Linked DNA regions of Mus musculus: region 2 is linked to region 1. The links are chromatin loops, found by intact Hi-C in ENCODE. Cell type or tissue: heart. All regions are shown on one strand. Each heading gives the region's core, and the rest is flanking DNA. Links, peaks and the distances in the headings are about the cores only.

Evidence for each region. Peaks named below come from ENCODE experiments on the same cell type or tissue, not always from the same donor. Only the 100,000 strongest peaks of a DNase experiment are listed, where the experiment ranks them.
Region 2: a loop joins it to region 1, with 2.1 times the contacts of the local background. A loop is called at or near these places in 10 of 42 quality-filtered maps.

What each region holds. Positions count from the first base shown.
Region 1 is chr14:118,631,410-118,642,488 of GRCm38, forward strand. Abcc4 (ATP-binding cassette, sub-family C (CFTR/MRP), member 4) reads right to left here. Exons shown (of 31, transcript NM_001033336.3): 5 at 689-778. Among named protein-coding and RNA genes, the nearest start is that of Gm52104, 5.8 kb to the right of the region's middle. In heart, for the core only: CTCF peaks have their summits at 1,641 (motif pointing right) and 5,940 (motif pointing left); DNase peaks (open chromatin) are centred at 4,212 and 7,101.
Region 2 is chr14:118,686,128-118,697,206 of GRCm38, forward strand. All of the region lies in intron 1 of Abcc4 (ATP-binding cassette, sub-family C (CFTR/MRP), member 4), which reads right to left. It overlaps Gm41247 (a long non-coding RNA gene), which reads right to left. Exons shown (of 2, transcript XR_874959.1): 2 at 8,975-11,074. Among named protein-coding and RNA genes, the nearest start is that of Gm41247, 6.1 kb to the right of the region's middle. In heart, for the core only: no CTCF peak of the experiment used is centred there; DNase peaks (open chromatin) are centred at 4,394, 5,014 and 5,404; H3K27ac peaks cover 401 bases.

The DNA.
Region 1 (11,079 bases), core at 1,201-9,200:
GTGGAAGCGAACCCACCCTCTGCTCTACAAGTGAACTGCATCTCCCCTGGGTCTCCCCAGAAAAGCCTATGCTATGGCGCCTACCACACTCTGCAGGTGAGGTGTATGTCTGATGAATGAAAATCTGAAAGGGGAATGGTTGCTGGGCAGATCTGACCTAAAGCTAGAGTGATCAATCTGTAAGGTGACCGACCATAAAAACGGGTGTGGGCGAGAGCCGTAAATTCTAGCTAGGTAGCACCATGCGACATGCCCTATCAAACTGTTCCTATGAACCAGGTACCACATGGAGGGGGGCTGTACTGCACACTCCTGCCCTCCAATACTTGGGTCCTTTAGAAAAAGAGAAAGACAGACAGACAGCTGGCTGCTCCTCTGTCATGTGCTAAAAATTACTATGAGGAGGTAGCCCCTCGAGACTATCACTGCACTAACCAAGTCGGGAGGAATATTGCTCTCCGCCAACTCACTGTAGATGTGTGCTGCAGGCAACATCAGAAAAGCAAAACTGGGCTCTATGGGGTCAACACATCTTACCACACCTATGCTGCACACAGAACTGAGATGTGGCTTTAAAGTGCCTATGTCACAACTTCAGAAAAAATCCTAGTCTACACCAAAACCCTCACATTCCAACAGATTAAAAAGGGGGAAAATTGGGGCAGGAACTGACAGAGATGGAACGTACTTGGTCGAATTTGTTCACGTCGTTGGACAGCAGGTTAACTATCTGGCCTGTGGTTGTCTTCCCCATGGCCGAGTTACTTAACCGGAGTGCCTGGAATAAATGAGCAGAGTGGAGAATCAGATCCTGTCCTAACACTCTCGCAAGCACGGGAAAAAGAGAAACGCATGTTCATGGGGTCTTCTGTGGTGTAAAAGCCATGACGACAGCCCTAATGTCTGGCACCAACAGCAATATCTTCAAGGACAGCAACGGAGGTGAAGGAAGCAGGAGAAAATCAACTCATTCTTATTGATGAATGGCCACATGCCCCGTGTATGTCAGTGGACACTCCACAGCCTACCAAAGTAAACCAGCTCAGTAGGGAGACGGTGGAAGTAGAGAAAAATGCAGGATTTGTATGAACACTGAATGTGCTATTAATTCTTGGCCAGATATCACTTAAGTACACGTGGTCATGGCTTCTGCCTCCTGTATATGGAAACGGCCCTCGCTTGTCTCCAAGAGTCACAAATGAAAGAGAAGCGGCGCTTCTGTCTTGGGTATCTGCCAGAGACAGGGCCCAGAGGCACAGGAGGACCCACAATTGGGACATGGCAGAAGCACTTGTGATGAATTCAGTCTGAGGTCTCGGGCAGCAGAGCAGTGGACAGATACTGGGGAAGGTCTCCTTCTCCGGCATGGTGGCAGGAGAACAGGGGACAAGGAACAGCTTCAGGGGACAAAGGAAGGTGCCATGGATCAATGAGCAGCTTGTGAGACGTACAGAGGAGAGAAAGGTGGGGTGGCTAAGTAGAGAAGGCCCAAAGCTGATCTTGGAGGGGAGAGAGAAGTAGCTAAAGTCGGAACGAGAACCTGGAACAGTGAAGACGGTTTGTCTTGGGTTTTTGTTTTGTTTTGTTATTGTTGTTAAAAATTCATTTATTTTCTATGAATACACAGTAGCCATCTTCTAATACACCAGAAGAGGGCGTCAGATCCCATGACAGATGGTTGTGAGCCACCATGTGGTTGCTGGGACTTGAACTAAGGACCTCTGGAAGAGCAGTCAGTGCTCTTAACCATTGAGCCAACTCTCCAGCTCGTTTTTAACTTTAAGCTGGAGTGCACCACATTGCCAGATGAAGAGAAAACAAAGAGACTGCAGTAGACACCAAGGCAACAGGTAATGAATGACCAGGCAGCTATGTAAAGGCAAAGGAGAACCAGATATAAACAACACTAAAATACAAGTAACTCCATGCAACATGAGTTACCAACCATAAGACGGCCCGTCTGTAATTCTGACACTGGGAAGGCAGAGGCAGGAGGATCGCAGAAAGTTCAGGGCCAGCCTAGGCAGCAGAACAAGGTAAAGACCAGCAAGGCAAGGTGGAGAAAAGACACACTCCGTGGACGACACCATGCTCATGCAAATAGGAGAAACACAAATTGGCATTTCATGTTTAAAAAAGAAAAAAGCAAAAAATGAGGACATGAAGTCGGGCAAAGGTAGAAAGAGATCTAGAGAAAGAGTGGGGAGGGGTATGGTAAAGATATGCTGCATGCATGGTTGAAGTTTTCAAAAAAAAGTAATAAAGATGTTACAGTTAAAATACATGGGAGCACAGGGCTGCACGGGTCTGCACGGGTCTGCACAGGTCTGCACAGGTCTGCACAGGTCTGCACAGGTCTGCACGAGACCGGGTCTAGTGCTGAGAGTAGAAGTGCATTCACACCCCATCCCTAGTCCAGAGCAATCTCTAATTGATAACCACTTGCAAATGACAATTTAGTTTTCTTCAAGGGAATCTCACTGGGAAAAACAAACTACTCTTAAGGGCAGGCCACGTGGCCAACAGGGTGGCCAAGAGGAAGGGAACTTAACCATATCTCTGGGAGGTCTTGTCTCATAGTGTCCTGCTGGGGAGTTTGGTTTCTTTTGTTTACTCTTCTTTCTCTTTTCTTAACCCTACAGGTTCCACCACCACGCCCTGCCCCCCATGTGAATGCATACATACATGCTTACATACACACATATATATGTATATATCTGGTGGTGTTTCTATAGGATTCCTGAGTCTGTGATCCAATGGGTCTCTGTGTCTTTATCTGTTTCTTATACCTTTTCTTGTTCTTTTCCTTCTGTCTGTCCTGTTCTACTCCAGTGTAATTGTTTTGTTTTATATTAATATCATCACTTAGAATCCCGTTTGTTTTCTAATGAGAGACAGAAAGAGCGTGGATATGGATGTGAGGGGAGGTAGGGAGGAACTGGGAGGTATGGAGGGAGGGGAAACTATAATTAGAATATATTATATGAGAAAAAAATCTATATTCAAGAAAAAATATAATAAAATTTGGTTCATACTGTACCATTTTCTGTTTAGTGCTCTCTCCCAACCTGGGGCTACAATAAAGCCTCAAGCCCCTTTTTTCCCATTTCTCTGTGTGTGTGTGTGTGTGTGTGTGTGTGTGTGTGTGTGTGTGTGTGTGTAAGCCTATATAATGAGACCATGTTTAGAGAAAGAAAAACAACAGCAGCCTATATATTATGAAGAGAGTATACAGGTACCACAGAAAGAGACAGAACTCAGGGACTTTGGCCACTGACTTTTCACTGGCTATGTGAAAATATTTTTAGCACCTACGTTTATATTGAAACAAGTGTCAATCCTATATGCAGAAAACACACTGCAAACTTATGAATGAATACTTGATTTTATTTTTTTGTTGTTTGTTTGTTTTGTTATTTTTGATATTTTGAGTCTATGTAGCCTTGACTGTCCTGGAACTCACTACGTACGACAGGCTAGCCTTGAACTCACAAAGGTCCGCCTGCCTCAGCCTCCCAAATGCCAGCCTTGATGCCCAGTTCTAATAGTTAAAGTAAGATGACAACCAAGCATGGGCCCCCATGCCTGTAATCCCTATACCCTACAGGTAAAGACAGGAGGGTTGAGTTAGAGGCCAGGCTGCGCTATAAAGACAGACCTTGGATTTTAAAAGCCCAAATGAACAAGTAAAGAATGAAATGAGGCACACAAAAGACATCCCATACTCTAATCCTAAATTGATCACAACAACTAAACAGAAAACAAAAGTCAGAACAGCATGCAATGTGTCTCCTCAGCATCACAGTCAGAGGGCGCACAGCGATGAGTGAGACCCCAGTGGCCATCTGTGTGGGACACAGACCCTCTCTCATGCAGGGCTACCTGTCACTGAGACCACCTGTACTGCAGGGAAGGAAAGCCAGGCTGTTCCAGAAGCTACCAGAGCTGTGCAATCAGTCTCAAACTTAGTATGTTCTGTTTCATTTTTAAAAACCCATCTCACTACAGTGAGATCAGAGGGAAAAAAGCAAAGAACAGAACAGTGACGTGCCTTTAATATTATCAGTGAGGAAGACAGTCACAGACACAACTGGCAGACTCTGTCCTCTGTCACCAGAGAGTGATTAATTGGTGCCAGTCTGCTGGCCTCGCCCGCCAGTATGCAGCCAGCCATTGGCTTGGACGGCACAGGAAGCAGCTGTCCCCACACTCTGACTGCAGGCACTGCAGGACTTCGAGCCCTGAGGGAAGGAAACTCAGTATTGGCCAGGACTCACCTGGCTTTCTGCCCAACCAGAGTGCATTTCCCCAACCAACGAAAAAAGATGCCCACTCTGAACAGGAGAAGCACGTGGAGTTTATGGGTCACAGCCACAGAGGCTAGACCTGGGATTTTTTGTGGGGATTTACCAATGGCTCTTTGCCAAGGCCTTCGCTGTCCAGGGGCAGAGCTGAGTGCCAGAGTGGGAGTCTGAGGTCAGAATGGCTATGAAACGCCAGGGTTCGCCCAGACAGAGCTAAGGTTCTTCCTGACTGCCTCGGCCATTCGATAACGATGCCAGGAAGGCCATGCATTAGTGATAAAGATCTGTCTACAGAGTCGGCCAGGCCCTTGGACTGAGTTCAGAATGGAAATAGCCGCCTTGCAGCTGAGATGCACAGAGAGACAGACAGGGCCACTCTGGTAGGGACCAACCTCCAAAACAGAAACCAACACTCTGTAATCCAGACTCCCTGCAGTATAACACCCCCAACGCAACATGGTAGAGAGATTGTTACAACGAGCAAAGGAGAAAAATAAAAAATTAAAAAAAAAAAAACAGCGACCCATAGTCACAGAGGGTGAGTGTCAATAGAAAGATGCCCAGATAGATATCCAGCTCGTGGGATTAGCAAAGGAACATAAAACAACTGCTGGAATCATGGATATGTAGCCAAAGAGGAACACGGTCACGACAAATGGATAGATGGATGATTTTAGGAGAGAAGTGGACACCATCGAAAAGAATGAAACAGTATTCTAGAGTAGAAAATATACATCTGAAATCTAAAAAGAAAATCTACCAATTAACATTTGTTCCCACTGGATATTTGCAGAGTAACTAAGAGCACGGGGGGAATCGGGGAAGGCTAGGGTTCTACCGGGAACCTCGCACAGGCTAGGCAATCTCGTCTCTCGTCTCTATCATTGACATGCACTCCTAAACCCTCACTGTACATTTCATTTGGAGACTAAGTTGCCCAAACTGGACTTGAACTTGTGACAACACCCTGCTCTGGCCTCCCAAATATCTGGTATTACAAGACCATGTTCTTATTTCTGTAGTTTACAATCGAAAGAACAACGTGAGCGTGCTATAGGAGACTATCATGCAACCCAGTCAAAATCCTGGAGAACAGGTGAGAAACCAACCGTCGGGCAGAAACAGGAACGAGGGCTGAGGCCATGGCTCTGCCAGACATCATCAGCCGATCACGTGCACGGCTTTGATTTGATCCCAGCACCGGGGAGAGGATGGAGGGAGAGAGACAGGAAGGGAAAGGAACGACGATCCTTAGATACGTCCTGGTCAGGTCGGGTAGGAGGCAGCGGGTGCACCAGGAGGTGACTCAGTGGGTATGGGCTCTTCCCACCAAGTCCAAGGATCTGGGTTCAATCACCAGATCAGATAGCAGAAGAGAGAAATGACTTCTGCTGCCCTCTGACTATTTGCGAGTGGTGACACAGATACATACATATGCACATACAGAGAGACAGACAGACAGACAGACAGACACACACACACACACACACACACACACACACACACACACATATGTGATTGGGAGCACTAGTTGCTCTTGCAGAGAACCAAGGTTCAGTTCCTGGGATGGCCCATAACCACCTCCACTGCCAGCTTTGAAGGACGTGATGCCCTCTTCTGGCCTCTGTGGGCACTTGCATGCATGAGGTACCATATAGACAAGTAAGTACAACATAAACAAAAATAAATTTAAAAAAATTAAAATTAAAAAGCAAACAGTCTCCCCCCGCCCCACCCCCGCCCATTCATTGTTAAACTATGTTTTTATCTGGATTATTTTTGGCTGTAAATATGAAACGTAAAGCAGAAGCATGCACATAAATGCCACATATCAACGTGGGTAGCGTGGTGAGACAAGTGTCCTTCACTTCCACAGAAGTGACTGCCGAGGAGGACGGGTGGGGTGTGCTTTCCCCTTAGGAGTCTGGGAGGGCTAGGCTTGATTGGAAGGATCTGGAATTACAGAGGGAAACATCTGGGTTTGCCTGTTGACAGGCTTGCTAGGTTAGGCTAACTGAGGTGGGTCACCGCCCATGTAAGTGGCACCGTCCTACCGTCTATGGCCAGGGACACATAAAGAGTGAGTCCTTCCGGGCGGTGGTGGCTCACGCCTTTAATTCCAGCACTTCAGAGGCAGAGGCAGGCGGATTTCTGAGTTCGAGGCCAGCCTGGTCTACAGAGTGAGTTCCAGGACAGCCAGGGCTACACAGAGAAACCCTGTCTCGAAAAACAGAACAACAACAAAAAAAAAAGAGTCCTGACGGAGCATCCATACGCATCTCTCCCTGCTCCCTGAGGCCAGCGGCATGTGCCTCATGTCACCCACATCACCGAGAGGCCGTCCCTTCCTGACAGACTCCACTCTCTAACTGGGAGAAGAACTAAAGCGGAAGACTCATAACTAATGAAGTATCCGGCTGCCATTTTCACAGAAACCTTCTAGAGACCCCCGTCTAACAGTCCTGCCAATACAGGTGTGAACACCTCCTGATCACACTGCAGATTCCTCACCAACTCACCCTTACCGCTGTCGACCCTCAGTGTGAGGCTTCTCCCAGAATGCCTCAGGCCTGTGCGCTTGGATTCCTCAGTCGATTCTCCCTCGTCCCCTGTCACCAGGCTCAGCACACTAGTCCCCATGACTCCCTATCGTATTGAGACCACTGGGTCAAGGCAGAGCAGCAGCATGTAGACCCCTGAGGGACCTTCAGAGTGCAGTGTTCGTGACCCCACCCCAGTCTGTTAGATAAGGTGGCTTCCAGGTAAGCGGGGCATTACTGGGACAGGCAGCTATGCAGGGCGACTGCATAGCTCGCTGAAGCAGAGGCCACCTGGATTTTCCCGATGTTACTGGCTGGAGATGCTTAGTAATGCTGTCACGCCCTCTTCATGATTGCACAACTAAAAGCGGCTGTGCTGTTTCTCAAAGGGAGGCTGCAGGGACTGCCCAATATCCTCCAGCGATAAGATGAGCATAACGGGAGAATAACGGCTGCACCAGGCCAGGCTTGTGCCCTCTCATTCCGGAGAGAGAAACTGGTTCAGGGAAATGAAAAACCGCAGACAAAACCAACAACCTGCCTCTCGCTATAGTCTGATAGTCTGGCACCTTAGGGATTTCTTTTCTGTTTTGCTTTATCTGACTGTCTATGGCTAGCAGATCTGTCCAGCTCTGAAGGACGACGCAACATTCACCTGCATGAGGTACCTGATAGATGGCTTTCCTTTCACCCCACTTCTACCAGAGGCCACAGCTAAGGCATCAGACATGCACACGCTGACTAGCCTCGCCTGTCTGGCCGTGAGGATATGCATGTGACCCCACCTGACTCCCCCACTTCGGGGAAGGGCCCTGGGATCCATGCTCTGAGGTCATGCTGAGTGTCAGTCACACATGACGATCCCAGAGAGTGCAATTCATCAGGAGCCGCCACATTCCCTCGCCTCTCCCACTTCCAGGACAGAGACGAGGTTTGCTCAAAGCCACCGTGGGTCCCTGAGGTCGGACTCTCTAAAGGCTTGGGAGCCCAGGTCAAAGCATGGACAACCACGCTCTGCAACCATAGGATGTCAGAAAAGATGCTAGACGCAGGATCTCAGGGCTCCCCGGGTGTCCATGGTACTCGGGAACGTTTTAGAAAGCCTAATTATGAGCTAAGAAGAAGTGTTTTGACGAGTACGAGCCATCAGTACAGGGTGACAGCAAACCCGCACCACTGAACCGGCTCCACGGTTAACTGCCACTGCACAGCTCACGGCAGTCTGTCCGAAGCGAAAAGACAGCTCCACAAGACAGCAGAAAGACCTCTCTCTCATGCACACCCTTCTGCCACCAATTCCTACGTTTGAAGAGAAGCCCCATGAGGGGGAAAGAGAAGGAGAGGCCGCAGCAATCCTAGTGAAGCTGAGTTATAGGCAACAGTGTGAGAAAGCCCAAAAAGATAAGGTTGGTGAGAAGAGAACCTTTCAGGGAGGGACAAGGAGACAAGCGGCTACGGTCCTCTAAGAATCCTGGTATGTTTTTCTTTCTGGTTTGCCTCTAAAACACAAAACTACAAAATGGGTTTATATCTTATTTCTTCTGGAAAACAGCATGTTTAATAATGAAAATTTACATGTGAACTCAAAACCGACTCCTGTATAACAACTATATGCACAATCATTTTGGACTATATGTTCAGTATTTTTTTCATCATATGCCTTCTGTCAGGACAAAAGAGCAACTGGATAGAGCAATGTGACAGTGCCTGACTTACCATGGCGTATAATGGCATATAGTTTTACTGAGAATCAGTCAAAAGGAAAATACTGGGCCTGCGAGGTGGCTTGTGGGTAAAAGCGGCAGTTTCCAAGACAAGCTGAGTGATCCCTTGGAACCCCAATGCTGGAAGGGAGTGGGGAGCCCCGGAAACTGTAATCTGACCCCCAAACATGCACGGTAACGTGTGTGTGTGTGTGTGTGTGTGTGTGCACGTGTGAGTGCATGAGTGTATGTCTGTGTATGTATGTCTGTGTGTGTATGTGTATGTGCACATGTGTCTATGTGTGCATTTCTCTGCATGTGTCTTGTGTGTGTTTGCATGTGCCTGGCATGCTTGTGAGTCTGTGGTGTGTGTGTGTGTGTGTGTGTGTGTGTGTGTATGTGTATGTGTGTGTATGAATGCAATTTTACTTTTCACCCTAAGGTTGTGTGTTTACTAAAGTATCACTCTTGTGTGGGTGGCTGGTCACCCATCATAAACTATAAGTAACAATGCAGACGTTTTAATATTGCAAAATGAGTGGTTCCCTCACTCATTCCTGTCCCTCAAAGCCATGTTTGAAGCTTTGAGGACGCCTGTAAGTAATAAATCAGTAGGGAGCATTGCTTCTGCCAAGAGAGAAAAAGAACAATGGACTTCAGGCCATGCAGTCTAAGTACTGCACACTGCACCGTGTACCACACTTCTCAGAAGCACCAATCCCTAACCTTTCCCAAGAAGAAGAACAAGGCCATGGAGAGAAAGGCCCAGCACAGGTGGCCCTCTACAGGAAACTCGGCACAGGTGGCCCCCTACAGGAAACACGGCACAGGTGGCCCTCTATAGGAAACACGGCACAGGTGGCCCTCTACAGGAAACACGGCACAGGTGGCCCTCTACAGGGAACACAACACAGGTGGCCTTCTACAAGGAACACAGCACAGGTGGCCCTCTACAGGAAACACAGCACAGGTGGCCCTCTACAGGGAACACAGCACAGGTGGCCCTCTACAGGAAACACGGCACAGGTGGCCCTCTACAGGAAACACGGCACAGGTGGCCCTCTACAGGGAACACAGCACAGGTGGCCTTCTACAGGGAACACAGCACAGGTGGCCCTCTACAGGAAACATGGTCATTTTCAAGTTACTTTTTCCAAACCCTGTATCTCCCCACTCCTTCGGGCTCAAAGACTAGTTTATCAAGCAGATGTAGATAGACTAACATCTGTAACCTCCTGGAGATGGGGACAGAGACAATAACTGTCTGCTACTAATGAGTCCCTGGGGAGTGCAGGGGAAGAGACGAGGACATACAAACAGGTAAGATGGTGCTTTCTCAGAGCTTAGAGCAGACAGGAAAGAATCTCTGAAACCCTTTCCTTTTTCTCGAAGGAGCAGCAGACACGTCATCACGACCACTCATGTGGCCGCACTGCCATTTTCCCACAGGAACTGGTCCTGAAGAGTCATGACCAAGTTCATTACTCAAAGTGATACTGATATATATATATATATATATATATATATATATATATATATACACCAGCTGTAAAAGGACAACCACTCCAGGAGTCCGTTAAATCAGGTGCTTGGAGAGTGGTCCAGCTCACAGAGCTAGAAATCAGGATGGTGGTTGCTAGGGACCAGGGTGGAATGGAGAGTGGGAGTCGGTATCCAGTGCCTACAGAGGTTTGGGTTTGCAAGATGAAAGGGATTCCAGGAACAATGGCAGCGGTGGCTACAGAATGTGGTGAGTGCGGCATATCTGGGCGGGCTGTGTTTGAAACGATCCGTGTATTGGATCAAGACTTTGTTTTGTGCTTTGAATGTTCTGAAAACAAGCCAACTCACCTTTGAGAACCGGAAAGGAGATAGCCACCCGCTACAAACATTAAACCCAGAAAGGTGCCTTAAAAGCTGGAACAGGATGGAAATTCATTTCAGTCAGTGAAGTGATGATTTTACTGTCAGAAATGTTTTAACATCATTTGCTGTGACTTCAGAGTGAACACAGGCAAAAAAAAATTAAAATAAAAAGGGCAGAGTTGAAGCTGTAGTGTCCCTTTCAAGGAGGCCATATCTGTTCCCACAAGACCCTCAAGTACTGTGCCTGTCACCTTCCACGACAACAGCAGTGTGACTCAAGACAAAACCTATGGACCCTCTTCTGACACATGTGGTCACTCCGTCTGCCCCGAGGGAAGGTAAGGACTATGCCCAGCAAGTCCTGCCACCGTACCCTGCACTATACAGACAGAGCTTCCAGCTCTGTAGTTTATAAACATCTGGACTAACAAGCCCATACCACACCAGCCCACTCCTCCTGCTCCACCATAAAAGGCAACAGAGCAGGACCACTATGAGGCCAGTGTTTGCAGATAACAGAAAGCAGGCAGCGTGCAAGACTCCGAGATAAAGGACTCTGGTGTTCGGCATCCCACAATGCACAGGGCAGCACCGCCTGAGGAGAGAACACTAATGATGTGCCTTAGAGGCTCACAGAGTGAGCACTTGGTCTCCACAAAGTGGCAC
Region 2 (11,079 bases), core at 1,842-9,841, 55 kb after region 1:
TGCGCCTAAGTTTTCATTTAACGTTTACAATACCACCCTGCATTTGAAGAGACAGATGGCTAAATAGATAAGCGCCGATCTGAGTTTTGATTCTGGTCATTTTCTATGTGGCACAAATGAGCTTGCTTAAGCTCTGGAAGCAGGAGGCAGAGTCTGCCAGGCCCACACCTGCTCTACAACAAACTAAAGGCGCCGACCCAAACTCCAACCTCCAACCGTCCTTATGCTAGCTTAGAACATGACACCCATTCTCCATGCAGATTACCTGCACTTTCCTATAGCCAAGTACACTACCTCTCTGGCCTAGGCACTGTGGAAAATTTGTGGCCAGGACTCCAGACCTGGAATGAGCTTTGTTACCAATGCTCTGACAACCTGAAATAACTGTACTTCAAAATACAGGCTCTGGACAGGTTACTCTATGATAACCCTGAGAACCCACTTACAGCCTCGCATTTCTAAAGGGGAGAATTACAAACCACAGGCTTTTCTGGTGGGCAGCCCTGTGTCAGTGAGGCAGAACTGAGGAAAATTCCAGGCGAGCCAGTTCACGCTTTGAAGCATCAGGGCAGTTACAAACATACAACCCTCATCCAGAATAGCCACAGATTCGGAGAACAAAAAAACCCTTTGACCAGTCTCCCTCGGCCATCTACTAAAGGGTTTATGTGGTAAAAAATAAAGAGAAGAGGAAAAACTCTACAATGAACTTCGGGGCATTTTCTGAAATGGCTTTCCTTAAATTAACAACAACAACAACGGTGACGATGCCCTTCTCCAATTTCACTGTAAAATATTCCACGGAGCCACAACTGTGCACAGAGTTGGAAAAACTAAAGCAACTAAGGAGGACACAAACAGGGTCTGCCAGACAGAAGCAATGGAGTGAAGGAGACTTTGACTCACACATGGCCTGCCAGACAGAAGCAATGGAGTGAAGGCGACCTTGCAAACAGGGTATGCCAGGCAGAAGCAATGGAGTAAAGGAGACCCTTGCAAACAGGGTATGTCAGACAGAAGCAATGGAGTGAAGGAGACCTTGATTCATGCTTGGGCTGTCATCCGCAGGCTGGATTGATTGCCTAGTCCCCACCATCCCACCACCAAACCCAGCTTTCTGAATACCATCTCCAAGCTAACCCAGAGGGAACTCTAGCCAGGCTTCTGGTCCAGCGTGCCTGTGCCTTACTGGAAAGAGGAGGAGGACACCACAGACGCAGCCCCCCACCAGCCTGGGACAAGAACTGTGGAAGACATTCCTAACCCACAAGAGACAGTACAGTATCACCTCCGCTGTGTCCCTTCAAGTTGGCCAAAGTCAGAGGGGCACTTACTCCTGACCCCTAGGGTTAGGGCCCTCAGCCACCCCACAGCCACAGCACATGATAGCAAGTAGTCCTGCATCTCAGTCCTTCTCCAGGAATCTGAAGGCAAGGCTCCAGGAAGCTGAAATCATAACAATTCATTGGAATTGACGCCTTAAGCATGTACTATGCAAAAGGCTCTTTCCAAGAGTTCTAGACCACAGATTATGGTCTCTATGCAACTCACATTCCAGGATACTGAAGAGAGCCAGGCTCAGAAGGACAGGTTCTACACAGTGAACCAACAGGGAGCCACAAGGTGGTGGGGTGGGGAGATAGCTTAGACAGCAAGAGGCAGGGCTCCTTAAATGAGAAGTTGGGGGCCAGCGTGTCCCAATCAAAGGCAGCACGGAGAGCAGAAGCCCTGCAGTCCACTGCATTCCCGGGACGTCCTTACCAACCCACGTGTGCTGAGTGTGTTGGGTAGAGAGCATTAAGTTGTCCCAAGGATGGGAGAGAGCAGAGCTGGGAGAAGCAAGGGGAATCGGGAAACATCAACCATGACTTCCCTCGTCCTTCATCCAGGCTACAGGATGAACAGGATGCTGAGAGAAGATTCCAGGGCCCTAACCAGCAGCTGACTGAGAGGGATGCAGACATTTTTTGACCTCAGTGGGAGAGGATGTGCCTAATCCTATAGAGACTTGAGGCCCCAGGAAGGGGGATGCACCTCTCAGAGACAAAGGAGGCGGAGGCGGGGGAGGGATGAAGCACTATGGGACAGAGTACCGGGAAGGGGAGCAACACCTAGAATGTAAATAAATAAAATTATTAATTAAAAAAATACTACTTGATGGTGGGTAGAGAGGTGACTAGGCTGTGATTCCCAGCACACACATGGCAATTCACACAGGGCTACACCTCCAGTTCCAGGGGATCTAATGTCCCCTTCTGGCTTCTACAGGCAATGCACATACATACCACACGTGGTGCACAGACATACATGTAGACAAAATACCCATACACATTTAAAGGCAACAACAACAAAACAAGATCCTAACTCAAAGAGAACATGACCAAGAAGGAAGGACTGCTCAACTAGAGCAAACTCACCCCGAACCCCAGGCCCTCAGACACGGAGTTCCCACACACCAAAGGGAAGAAAATACCAAGTAAGAGTCTCTTCTGTCAAATGCTATAGAACTGTGTTTAGGACACGAGATTCAAGTCATTTTATCTCTCCTGCCTGGTTAAGACTTTTATGCAAATGTTTTACACACACACACACACACACACACACACACACACACACACACGCGCGCACACATACACACTAAAGCCCTTATTTGCACAAAGGCTCTCTTTGGAGCAGTGTGCCTCCCTCCCCTTCGTTCATTACCTGTGTGCAGGTTTTTCAGACTACCCAGCTGTGAGGTTGGACCCCAGCCAAGGGGAAATGGCAGTCACAACCTGCCTTACAATAAATCTAAATACACTTATTGTCTGTCTTTGTTTGCCCTCCAGGGAACACTCTCTTGATCAAAAGGACAGCTGGCCTTGTCTGGACACTTGCACTGGAGTGTGGTCTCCTTCTTTTTTGAACACAAACTTACTCCTAACATCGGAATTCACTGCCCGACTCTGCCCCCTGAGCAGACCCCAAGGCTTCAGGAGTCTCCCAGGTCCAGTGTCTCACACTGCCCACCGCAGGACATAGGCAAGTGTTGGCACCAAACATGTCACCCCAACAGAACAGCCAGGTGGTTCAGCTAACTAAGAACACAGAGACCTGAGGTCCCAGAGGCCTCCCGGCCTCTCAGGGTGTCTTTGAAACCTGGATACTTGGCAGTTCCCCTGAGTTTGTCTGAGCACTATGCTTGCCCGGCCTCTAGCCTCTAAAGCCAGCTGCTCACTTCTAATCACTGGCTAAACTCACCCCCTTTCACCCCCAGGCCCCACCCCACCCCCACCCCCTGGCTCCAGGAGACAGGACTACACATGGATGTCTTAGGTACCTGTCACCCCACCACCACCCCCATGTTCCATTGAACCTCACAACTGACCAATTCAGATGACTACTATAAACAGCCATTATCCTACATAAAAAAAAAGCAATGGTTGTATTAGTTCATTTTTGAGGATACCTGCTCAAAAAGCAGTAAGTTGTCATTTATTGTTAACCCTGGTAAAGCATATACCAGATATCTACATTATCCGGTCTACAGGTCAGGATGCAAGCCCCAAAAGCCAAGGATACTTGGCAAGGATACTCCCAAGTGCACCAGGTCACCTGGTAGGAGGGAAAGGATTTTTAACAGAGTAAGGGAAAGCTGGTTCACACCTTTAACCCCAGCAGTTAGGAAGTGAAGGCAAAAAGATCAAGTCAAAGCCAGGCTCAACTACATATCAAGCTCATGGCCAGCCTAGAAGACATAGAGAGGAGTTAAGGGGGAGGGAGAGAGGGAGGGAGGGAGGGAGGGAGGGAGGGAGGGAGGGAGGGAGGGAGGGAGGGAGGGAGGTTAGCTCTCATCTCAGATAACCATCCATTCCCATGATCCTTGGATTTCATGGTAAATCAGGGCAGGGTTGTCTTCCTCCTTTGTGGGGAAGGAGCAAGGAGAGAGAGCCTGTCGAAGTGACCACTTCCTTTTAAAAAGAGGAGTAATGGTTGGGGTGTGGCTCCATGGTAGGGTGTCTGCCAGCATTCGGGAGTCTGTAGGTATAATTCCTAACACACACACACACACACACACACACACAGCATAAGCATCACATAAGAACACAAACCCACAGGAGACTCTGGTACAGAAAGCACTGACCCTTCCCCCTACCATCAAAACAGACGCCAGATCTCTAAGGAATCTGGCAGCGGGTGAGAAACTGAGTTTGGCTGTTTGTGCAGTGTGGTATGCATGCTTCAGAAACTGCACTTTGGGGGGACCTGGGGCAGGCAAGCACAACTTGTGCACAGTAAACCACCACATCCCACAGGAAGCTGTTCTCTGACCGTACCGACTGTGCATGAAGCCCATCATAAGCACATCTCTCTCCCAGCCTTGGACTTGGAGCTGCTGCAGCCGGGAACTGGGCACCCCGCCCGTCCCTTTTGTTCAGGTTGCGGCTGGTAGCACCTCACCCTCCGTGCCACAGTGCACAGTGTCCTCAGCTGGAGACAGAAGACTGCTGCCGGTGGCAAGCCACTAACCAGGTTACGGATGGCACTCTCCCTTCCCTTAGGAAAGCTGCCTGCAAGGTCTGCATCCCTTACAGATCTCAGAAGCCACTCTTGCGGGGTAAGACACCTCTGCCTTTGGAGAAAAGGTGACCCACAACCTACAGCCCAGACAGCCTCACTGGGCACGGGTTTTTGTGGATGTTGGAACACGGGTCAATTTGCTGGGTGTGAAGGAAGGAAAAAAGATTTGTTTCTTTGTTTCTTTGTTTTAGGTATATGAGTACACTGTAGCTGTATAGATGGTTGTGAGCCTTCATTTGGTTGTTGGGGATTGAATTTAGGACCTCTGCTCTCTCTGGTCAACTCTGCTTGCTCAGTCCCTTCAGCAGAAGCGGTCAGTGCTCTTAACCTCTGAGCCATCTCGACAGCCTGAAGGGAGGAAGGAAGAAAGAAAAAAAAAAAAAGCCTCGAGTACAGAGACGGGAGACGCCTGTGTCAGAGAAGGCCTACGGAAGTAAGGCCCAGGGAGGAAGTCTGGGCTAACTAACACTTGCCCACTGCCAATGCCAGTTCCTGGGGAGCTACGGGACACACAGGGCCAGGCTGCTTCTTGCCTAAGACTCCAAATTACTCCTCAGGAAGGACACTGCAGGCACGACACTTGCTACTGGAATCCTTAAAATTTTCATTCAAGTTCAGCTTTCTCTTCCCTTGAAATGCTTACCAGGAAATGGATCTCCGGACCCGAGAGAGAGGAAATGAAATGCACACTGCGTGCTTTGCTGGAGACCCTAAAAGAGTTGCATCTGGCAGCCTTCCACAGGGACTCACAATGGCTTCAGGGTCATCTAAAGTTGGCCAGTCAAGGTTTGAAGGGACCATCAAAAAACCATCATGGCTGCCGGCCTTTCCCGCATCCTGACAATGTTCGGTGCTAGCTGACACTTAAGCACCGAGGTTTGCCCTTAAAAGAAGTCAATTCCCAGAAATCAAAGGCCACTAACTCCCTCTCCCATGCCCCTAAGCTACCAGCTCTGTGGGAAATCCTGTCCGGCTGCACCTTATCCTTCCTGGAAGGGACTCTTAGAAAATGAAACTCCTCCTCCCAAGTGAGGAATCCCTCCCAAGGAGCAGAGATGATGGGGCTGCTTGGTGGAATTTCCCTTCAAAAGCCTTCATCTTACTAGGGGACAGTTGGCAGCAGAAGTGGCCAGCCATCCACCCGAGAGAGGGAAGACGAGAGACCCTGTTCTGCCTTAACCCAAGGGACTAATCTTCCCTTTACAAACACTTTCCGGAAAAACAGTGCTGTGCTATATACTTAAAGGAGCACAGGACAGAGGATTTGGGGGCAGCCAAAGAGCACAATGGAGCCATCTCTCTCTCTCTCTCTCTCTCTCTTTCTTTCGTCACTGCTAATATCGGATCCCCCAAGGACTTGACTGGGGTTTTCCCCAAAGCAAACCAGTCTGGAGCATTTGCATGTTGAAGAGAAACTGCAGAGTATGAGCCCATGTTGGTTCATAGCCTGGAAGAACACAAAAAAGCATACACACCGGACAGCCTCCTGCAAAGACACACGACACACCCCACAGGCGCCGGGGGACCAGGACCAACAATAACAGTGACCCAGGTTCAAAAGCTATAATTTGCTTAGAACACTGAGACTGCTTGTCCAGAGACAGAGCTTTCCTTCTTCAGTTTAATCAACAACAGCGTTCTGAAGGGTGGCTGGGAGTCGGTTCCACGTCGGAAGACGTTCTGGAATTACAGCAGAACCTGACTCGTGAACTCTGAAGGGAAAGGGAGAAGCTGTGTGGTGAGAGCTGCCGAGACAGAGGGAGAATCTCAGGCAAGCTCAGCAGACAGGGGACAGGTCAGAACAACGGCCCCAGCTAAGGACAACGGGACACTTCATGTATCCGTGGCTTCTGGGAGGCATGTGGATTCCATTCATCTGCCCTGGCTACTGTGAACTACAGTCCAAGTGGCTGCAAACGAAGAGAGAATTACTCCCTCCCAGTTGCAGAAGCTGGAAAAGCAAGATGAAGGTGGCATCTGAGCTGGTTTCTTCTGAGGCCTCTACTTCCTGTTAGGTGTGGCCCCCACCACCGCCACCACCCCCGCACTCCCACCCCAACCCAGCGTCTTGACGTGATCCTCTCTGATTCCCGGCATCCAAATAAATGTCCACGGTATGGAGTGTCCACAAATACAAAGAGGAAATCTGGACACTAACCTTGAATTAAAAAGTTTATCACAATCAGACAATTCACTCTTAATTACCTATTTTAGAGATCTTATCTCAAAGTACAATCACAGTCTACAATACTAGGGGGCTAGGCATTCAACTTAATGGGTTCTGGGAGTCCCCTGTCCTACAGAATAACAAGCAGCAAGGGAGACGGAGCCAGGTCTATGGAGGAGGAAGGATCTAAGACGGGAAGACAGGTGACCAGGGGTCCTCAGTGGTACCTTCTCACAGCAGAGGGGTCTGCTTGGTGTGGCTATGGTCCATCATGGTCCCTAAATCAGTTAAATAGGTCTCGACTGTGACTGGCGGTTTTGTTGCTTTATAGTGGCTAGAGGAGAGATTATCAGTGTGCCACAGGTGTGAGAGTCTAAGCCTTTGGAAGTTTCACCTGTTAGCATGTGCATAAAGGAAGTGCTGTGCAGCAGAGAGGAAAATAAGGAAAATAATTAATTATGTGGCATTTTGCAAAGTGTGTGTGTGTGTGTGTGTGTGTGTGTGTGTGCGCGCGCGCGCGCGCTCGCCCATGATTCTACCAAGTGCTTATTTAATGCCCAGCTGTGAGGTCATTGAAGCAGGCCGTGACTCAGTTGGAGGCCCTCATTACAGCCACAAGGGCAGCCATTTTTAGTTAAGAGGAGAAGCGGGGGGGGGGGGGGGGGGGGGGGGGGCTGAGGGAAAAGAGCAGTGAAGGAAAGCTTTCTCTCTTTTTTAAAAAACATGTATTCATTTAAAATAAATCTTATGTGGTGGGAGTGGAGGTCAAAGAGCAACCTCAGGAGTCAGTTCTCTCTCTCCATGGTGGGTCATAGACACCATGTGGGGATCTGTTGTTGTTGTTGTTGTTTGTTTTGTTTTAGTGATTGTTTTTGTTTGGGTATTGTTTTGTTTTGAGACAAAAATCTTCTGCCTCCAGATGCTGGAATTGTAAGCATGCCCCACACCTGCTTTGCTTCTGTGAAACCTTCAGAACGGGATCAAAGCTCTCAAGGCCCTGCCTTCTGCGGCTCCTCAACTTTCGGGTGTGCAGCAATCTCCTGGGAGACTGACCACAGTCTGGGGCCCCACATCCAGAGCCCAGCTCCCCCACCAGCCTTACAGCCTCAGCATCTGCCCACTTTTCCTGTGTCAGAAGTTCTCTGAGAACCATCACTGAGGAGCCTATACCTCCAGGTCCAATAGCCCTAGTTACATGGGACCACGGCACAGACCGACATTGGTGTGCTCAACTCTGAAAGAGACGCTCCGATCCCCCCTCCCTTAATTTCAAAATGCTCTGATCTTGAGGACAAGCGGCTTCTTCACAGCCCCGCTAAGTGGCTACATTCTCTCCATGATCTGAGGCCTTTTCCAGGCTGAGTCTTAAGAGAACCCACCCACTACTCCTGGTCACCCTCCCTCGGACATCTTTCACCAAGAGCAAGCTTTCAGGTGTTTGTGTCCACTTTTCCTCTATCAGGCCAGCAAGTGTCCAGTGTCTATCCACATCTCATGCAGACAAGCAGTAGATTAGATTAACTTCAAGATCTCCAGGTCTGGGGGAGTTGGGTCTTGCTCTGCTGCAGTTTGGCTGTGACCCCGGACAAAGGTCTTAACATCTCCAGCGTTGTAAACATTAACCTCTGACTTGGCTTTGGGGTAATGGACACTATTATGAAAGAGGTGAGCCAGCTCAGACCCTGCTGGCGCCACAGGTGGCTCACTCGCTCTGCTACAACTCAGTATTCCCTTTGGGTTCGTGAGCTGGGGTAAGGGTAAACCTGGACACCACGATGCACTTCAGCAGAGGAGGCTGGGCTGAGCGGACTCTGTTGCTCACAGTCTGCTTCACCCTGGAAAAGAGCAGTATTCACCACTCCAAAGGCTGGTGGTAGAGGTTACTATGTTAATATTTAGAAGACGCTTACATAACCCCTACCTAAAATGTTGTTCCCCTGGACAGTGGGATTTCATCCAGCTATAAAGACAAAGTAAATCATGAACTTTTCGGGAAGATGGATGGGTCTGACTATATTTTATTTAGGTATCCCAGACCCAGAAAGAAAAATACATTGCTTTAGTTTGCTTCTGTTACTTTAACTAAATACTATGACCAAAAGCAACTTAGGGGAGAAAAGATTTGATTCGGCGTACAGGTTAGAATCCAGCATGGAGGGACATCAAGACAAGAGTGTCCTAGGGCAACACTGGAGGAACACTACTTACAGGTTTGCTCAGTTCCCTTTCTTATTACAACCCAGGCCCAACTGCCTAGGGACTGTACCACCCACAGTGGGCTGGGCCCCCATGCCCTCAACTACTGTAAAGGAAATGTCCCACAGGCATGCCTCCTGGCCAACCAGATGAGAGCAATTCCTCACTTGAGAGTCCCTCCTTCCAGGTGAGTCAGGTTGACATGTGATGCCAACTGTAACGCACACATGAATGCAGATCCCAGCTTTACATGTTTCTATATGTGCACGTGTAGGATAGAGCGTGAGCAGAGGCCCAAACCCAGAAAGAGGACTATGAGATGGAGGGAAAGGTCTGGGGAGGGTAACGAGGAAATGGGACAGCAAGGAACAGAGACAAGGCGGGGACAAGGAGGCACAGAGAGAGGTATGGATGGGTGAATATGACTAATGACACTTATTGTCTATGTTGATTTAAAAAATAGAAGTAGAAACTCAACAAATAAATAGCTAAAGGAGGGGGAGAAGGGACTGAAAGAAAAGGGTTAGTTAAACAGCTCCTACCAATAGCGAGCTCTACGCAAGGAAAAGGAAACAGACAGCAGCTTCCCCAAACGCAGCCCCCGACTCAGCGGGTCCACAAGACTGAGTAAGACAGGGCGTGGGCATCTTCAGCCGCATGCCCTGGACACAGAGCCTGTGCACTGAAGGAATGGTCAGCAAAGGTTGGGAGTGACTGGGAAACCTCACAGCCACTCCTAGGAGCTACAGGGATCAGACAGGACATGCTACCTGGGGCTCATGCCACTGAGCACATCAAATCTCAATGGAGACGGTATCAGAAGCCTCAAGGCGGGCAGCAGAAACAGCAAGGCTGACTGAGTAAAGATAAGGCCTGAGGTGTGAAGGGGAAGATGGATCACTCAGGGAACAGCTGCAATCAAGAGGTGGCGATGGGACTACTGGGACTACGAGCTATTCCTGCATTCAGACAAAAGGGAGGCGTGGTTGCCAGGTGCCAGGTGCAACTCAGCTTGAGGAAGCAGGAAGCTGTCCAAGCTGTCCAGCAGAAGTCAAATGGTGGAGACCGGCTCACTTTACGGCCAGCCCGGAATGGGGTAGGTGTTGGGTTGCCATGATGCCAGCTCTAGACTGGTTTTCCTTCTCTCTCTGTTACCTCTCCCAAGCCCACGGATAGCGATACCACACGGAAGGTAACCACACGTCTGGGAATGCCTGCCCCCAGAGACACAACCAGAGGGGTCTCCCCGATCTTGGTAACTTAAAATCCAGTCAAGTTGACAGTGAAGGTTAGATATCTCACAAAGAGTCTTCCACGAGAGTCTTCCAGCGTGGTCCCGTAATTGTCTGGGAGAACTCTGTGTCTCCTAGCTCGGGTTTGGCATATGACACCATCGAGCTCCTCGCTCCTACGGACAGGTAGCAGCCATTCTAAATCCAAGCAGCCCAGATTAAAACTAAAATAATCCTTTGCGATTGCCGATACAGCACAAGATAGGTAAGTGGCTCAACTGCGTACTGAGAGGTGAACGAGGGAACACCCGTCTCTGAACCCAGAGAGTTCATCTCTAAATAGGAGGTATTTTCTTGGTAAGTCACAAAGATTCCAAAAAAGGCTCCGTCACCTGAGGCAGTTAAGAGGATTCATACAATGCCACCTGCCACCTGGCAAGCAAGCCTCCGTGTTGTCTGAATGCAGGAGGGGCCTGGTTGTGACAGATGGGTTGGTCCATTGCCACCTCTTGACTGAGAATCTAGGTCAGTGGTGGAGGGCTTGTCTAGAATGCACAAGGCCCTGGGTTCAAATCACAGCACCACATCAAAGCGGAAGAGGAAGTTAATTTTGCTGCAATCCTTCCCACGCACCTGCACGTACTTTACCAGGCTGGCACCTGTTAGGATGGCAGGGTCGGTCTTACCATGGAAAACCCGGAATGTCGATGAGCAACAGAGCGCCTCCAAATACACTTGGAGTCTAGAGGCCAAGCCTACCAGCTTAAACAGGAAACCGGCTCCCTTCTGTTATTCAAAACGGGACAAAGAGCTGGGCCGGAGGTGTACACAAAGGTAGGCAGGTCCAGTGAATTCAAGGTCAGTCTGATCTCCACAGTGAGTGACTTCCGGGATAGGCAGGGCTGTGCTCAGAGACCCACTAGT